Linked DNA regions of Homo sapiens: region 1 is linked to region 2. The links are chromatin loops, found by intact Hi-C in ENCODE. Cell type or tissue: mesothelial cell of epicardium. All regions are shown on one strand.

What was found. Peaks named below come from ENCODE experiments on the same cell type or tissue, not always from the same donor. Only the 100,000 strongest peaks of a DNase experiment are listed, where the experiment ranks them.
Region 1: it touches region 2 in a loop (17-fold over the local background); 1 of 110 quality-filtered maps calls a loop at or near these places.

Annotation. Positions count from the first base shown.
Region 1 is chr1:202,104,645-202,107,144 of GRCh38, forward strand. The region is part of intron 1 of LOC105371684 (a long non-coding RNA gene); the gene reads right to left. Among named protein-coding and RNA genes, the nearest start is that of GPR37L1, 17 kb to the right of the region's middle. RefSeq lists an enhancer at 1-343. In mesothelial cell of epicardium, no CTCF peak of the experiment used is centred here; a DNase peak (open chromatin) is centred at 1,307.
Region 2 is chr1:201,738,490-201,740,989 of GRCh38, forward strand. All of the region lies in intron 7 of NAV1 (neuron navigator 1), which reads left to right. All of the region lies in intron 2 of IPO9-AS1 (IPO9 antisense RNA 1), which reads right to left. The region is part of intron 1 of LOC124904483 (a long non-coding RNA gene); the gene reads right to left. Among named protein-coding and RNA genes, the nearest start is that of MIR5191, 20 kb to the left of the region's middle. RefSeq lists a silencer at 2,269-2,368. In mesothelial cell of epicardium, no CTCF peak of the experiment used is centred here; DNase peaks (open chromatin) are centred at 1,322 and 1,722.

The DNA of each region.
Region 1 (2,500 bases), 370 kb after region 2:
TTCTGGAAGAGGAGCCCATCACTTCCGTTTGTCACTTTGGTCAGAGGGGTGCTTCCTCACCGGTCTTCAGAAAAGTTTGTTGAATAGATAGATAAAGCCAAGAAGTGCCCTACACTCTTCTTCTGTGATGTAAGTGCAAAGTTTCGAACCTTGGTTTATCATTAAGAGTTATTTTCTTTCTTTCTTTCTTTCTTTTGAGACGGAGTTTCACTCTTGTTGCCTAGGCTAGAGTGCAATGGCATGATCTTGGCTCACTGCAGCCTCTGCCTCCTGGGTTCAAGCAATTCTCCTGCCTCAGCCTCCCGAGTAGCTGGGATTACAGGCATGTGCAACCACGCCCGGCTAATTTAGTATTTTTAGTAGAGATGGGGTTTCTCCATGTTGGTCAGGCTGGTCTTAAACTCCCAACCTAAAGTGATGCATGCACCTTGGCCTCCCAAAGTGCTGGGATTACAAGCGTGAGCCACCGCACGCAGTCTTTTTTTTTTTTTTTTGAGATAGAGTCTAGGTCTGTCGCCCAGGCTGGAGTGCAGTGGTGTGATCTCAGCTCACTGCAACCTCTGCCTTCTGGGTTCAAGTGAGTCTCATGCCTCAGCCTCCTGAGTAGCTGGAATTACAGCTGCACGCCACCATGCCCAGCTAATTTTTGTATTTTTATAGAGTCAGGGTGTCACCATGTTGGCCAGGCTGGTCTCAGACTCCTGACTTCAAGTGATCTGCCCGCCTCGGCCTCCCAAAGTGCTGGGATTATGGGTGTGAGCAACCACACCCGGTGGAGTTCTCTTCTATAATATTTATACTTCATCTTTCAAAAATTGAGCCCATATTGCTGCATGCCAAGCATTGTGTGCCCGAGTGATGCACAGGTCACTTCATTTAATCTTCACAACAATCCTGTGAGATAGGTAACCTCATGCCCAAATTACAGAAGAGGCTCTGTGAGGTCAGAAACTGGCCCAGGTCTCACAGCTGACTAGTGAGGAGCTGAGATTTGCTAGGATGACCTGACACTCTGAATTCTCTAAATTCCACCTCCTTAACACAATACATGTAGTCAGGGAAGGCCTGACTTTATATTATTCATTGGCCCCGAGAGCTGACTCAGACTCCTGTGGCAGCCCCAGGAGTCCTGGGTTTCAGAGGGAGTGGGAGGTGGGCAGCAGAGGGGCCCTCGAGTTTCGATAACCCCCCTGCACTTAGGCTACAGGCTGCATTGTATGATAGCGACAGACCCAGACCAGAATCCCTTCACCCTCCTCTCTAGGGTGGAGCCCCTTCCAGCAAAGCTGGCCCAGCCCTGTGATGTCACACCACTGGGCAGGGCTTCTGGGGATTGGTGACACCCAGCTGACGTCAGGGAGGTGGAGAAGCCGCAGGTCCCTCTTATCCCCAGGGCAGTTCAGGGGCTTGACTGCATTTTAGCGATGATTGTAGTTACAGATTGCTCTCCGAAACACTGGGCAGGAAAAGCTTGCTGGTGTTCTGCTTTTGGCTCTGGGATTTGAACCCATGACTGGCTCAGGAGACTTGAGATTACCAACGTGCTTTGTGTCCCCAACAAGTCACTTGTCCTCTCTGGGCCATCTCTAGAGCACAGCCTCCTAATTCAATAAAATGAAGAGGCTGGAGGAGAGATTGCCAAGGACTCTTTCAAGAGGCCCAGATAGGAGAGCAGGAGGATCGGGGGGTGGGGGGGTGTTCTGAGTTGGCCCTGTCATGGCCCTAATCTGTCCTTCCCCCATCCTTCACTCCCCCTCTTATCCCTGGTGGCCCCGGAGTGAGAACGTGACTCATCCAGCTCCAGGCACCCAGTTTCAGCCTTGCCCCACCCCTGCCCCGGGCCTCTCATTTGCTGTTTACCCCCCAGGAGCAGGTGCACCTGGGTCACCTCACCGCAGGAAGGAGAGATATAAGGCTCTAGGGCACAGCCTGACTCCACACCCACAGATTGCCCAAGGCCAGCACAGGGGTTGGAGCTCTCTAGAAAGGTGAGGCACTTGGGGAGCATAAAACAGCTCCAAGTGGGCCCACCACCCTGTCCAGCTGCTGAGCTCAGCCCGCTGCCTCTCATCTCTTCCCATGGGTTTGTCTTCATTCACCCACTGCCCCTAGAGCAGCCCAGGCCCCGCCCTCAGCCTGAGGACCCTGTGCAGAGCTCAGCCAGTTCCAGGAGGGGAGGGCCTCTTGAAGGCAGTCGGGGGCCAGGGGAGCTGGTGCTCACATTGAGGAGCTGTGGAAGGCAGGCCTAGGCCCACACATCCTGTGCTAAGAAGAGAGGACAGGGTGTGGAAGGAGGGGTTGGAGTGGGAGACCCATAGCCTGATTCAGCCCCGAATGGAAAAGTGAAGTTATGGGGGGACTGAAAGGTTTGGTGACAGATACTGGGATGTGAGTCTGGAAAGCGGCTTTGAGTCATGGCTTGGCATCTACCCTCCCTTTGTGACCTTGGCCATGTCCATTGCCCTCTTATCCCCATCTGTACAAGGCAGGCGCCTCAGTG
Region 2 (2,500 bases):
CTGTACAGTTACCCAAAGTGCATTGACCTGTGGGCCGAAAATAGTAGGGGCAGCCTGCATTGCTGGGGGGCTTGGGAAAGGATTGTTCCTAGGACTCAAAGCACCACCCAGACCTCTTTAAAGGCAGTGAGAGCGAGGAGGAGGAGTTCAGGAGTGCAAACCTCTCCCTTAACATCTGTAAAAACTGAGGCCTGGAAAGATAGGCTTAAGAGAACACATGTGACCTGGATCTGTATGTGTGGCTCAGTCACATCAAACTGCCCAAACACTAGAGACTACTGCTCTGTGGTCCCAAGTCATCTTAGTTCAGCACTTTAGGGGGCTTAAAAAAATGCTACTGTTGTTTTTGTCGCTTAAAGAAACTGCAGGTATAATTTGTCCATCTCTAAAATGTAGGCTTCCCAGTTTGCCCAGTTCACATTGGCATTGGGACCCAACCATAGACACTTAGCCCCTTCCAGGAGCCAAGAGTGAGAACTGGAGGAAGCAAGGGTGAGGGCAGCAGGCTAATTCCCCCCACAGGGCTCCTTTCTCTGGAACCAGGAGAGTGAAGTTACCAGGAGGACCCTCAGGGGGGAGGAACCCAATGGGAGGACCCTGCTACTGGATCCCACTGTTTTTTTCCTAACCGGTCAGTTGAAAATGCATCCTGGATAAAGACACAGATCCTTGGGTGGCGTGAGCTGTTGTTTCTCTCCCACAATCTTCCCCCAGCAAGCACACCTCACCTAATCTGTGGTCTCCTGAATGCTGGAGAGATGTTAGGCCCCACCCCCTGAGGTTGTTAGGACATCGGAAGGTCGCGCCATCCTACTTGGCTCCCGGCTGTGAGCAGAAGGGTCGTGAGCCAACCTGTGGTAATATGCACCCCTATCGGACCTTCGTTTCCCACCACATCCCTCCACGGACCTTGTTTTAGGCAATGCACTGACCCATGCTCCGATTTTTAGAAATTTCTAAAAGCCTGGAAAGGAGCCAGGAGGAGGCCGGGAGGAAGCCCTCTATGGAGAAGGTTCTGCCCAGGCCTCCCCAACTCCTTACCCACCCGTGCCCCAGAGAGAAGTGGCTCGCTGCTCACACCCCCTCCTGCCAGTGCAGCGCGAGTAAGAGCGCCCAAGGGACCACAGCTGGCATCCCAGGGGTTAATTTCGGAGCAGCCCAGGTGGAGGTCGAGCCCCCAGCCCCGTCGGCACCTCCAGGCTTCCGAGGCCACCGGAACGGAGGAGGCTTCGGTGGCTCTTTGTCTACCTGCTCTGGGTGTTAAAGAGCCCGCTCGCAGCCTGCATCGCCGGGGCTCGGGACAGAAGTCAGCGGCGGGGAAATGGGGCTCTGTCACTTTAAGTACAGCTGGAGCCGTAAGTACAAGCCCTGGTGGTGGGGAGAAAAGGGAGCGGAGGGCAGGCGAGGGTTAGGTTTCCGACCCTCCGCGTGGCCCACAGCTCATACCTTTTCGGGTGTCCCCGGGTGTCAGGCGAGAGCGGTCCTGGGGGGCGCTGGGTGCCCACCCGGTGAATGGCCGCCTGAGCCGGGGAAGATGCTTCATCTGCCCCTGCCCAGATCCGGAAGAACGGTGAATTTCCCCCGCAGGTAAGCGCCCCCACCCCCCTGGCCTCACCGCCAGACCGCAGAGCTGGGGTCGGGTTTGTGGCACCCCCAGCCCCGCCGCAGCCCCCCAGTTCCGCCGCAGCTGCAGTCTCAGGGGCAGTGGGTGTGGGGTCCGCAAGAAGGAGGGTCTTGGCCGCGCTCGCTTTTCCGCCAGAGAGGAGTGCCTGCGCCGCCGGAGCCTCCGAGCTCCTGGACGTTTGGCTTACGGGCATCTGGGGCTGGGAGTGGGTGTGTGGAGGGCTCTAGGGAGTGGAAAGGGAAGGAAAGGAGCTTAGGCGCCCAGGAGACCTGGACGGAGCTGAGACAATAGCGCAACTTGATTGAACTTCGATGGTTGCGGCTGTGGCGCGTGGGGGCCCGGCCTGTGAGGGTCGGGGGTCCTGGGGACCAGGCGGGTGGAAGGAGGAGGGGCTTGCAGCCCCAGGTCGGCCCTGCCAAGGTCACCCTAGTTCCGGAAGCTCCGGGGGTCGTCCTGGGGTGAAAGGAGGTGGTGGGAGGCGGAAGGATGAAACGGGGGAGGGAGGGGACGTTGAATTTGTGACCGTACTGCTGGCTGGATACTTCCGAGAGAGAGTGAAGCCTGGTGCTCTACCCTGGGAAGGGGTGAAAAATCGGAGAGCCGGGTAATTTGGGGAGACGCACAGTGAGGGACTGGTCGTGTAAGGTGAGGGCAAGGCACAGAGGCTCCTTCATAAAGGGGAAGTGAGTGTAACCACAGCTGGCCCTGGGACTCTCTGAGCTGACTTGGAAACTGCACTTCCAAGGGAGAATTAGGAAATTCCACCGGCCTGAGAAAGGGGGCTGGGGTTTCTGGGATTTTTTAGCGGGGTGGGCAGGGGAGGCTTCCCATCTCACTATTCTCACCCCATATACACTCTCCTTCCCCTCAGCCTCC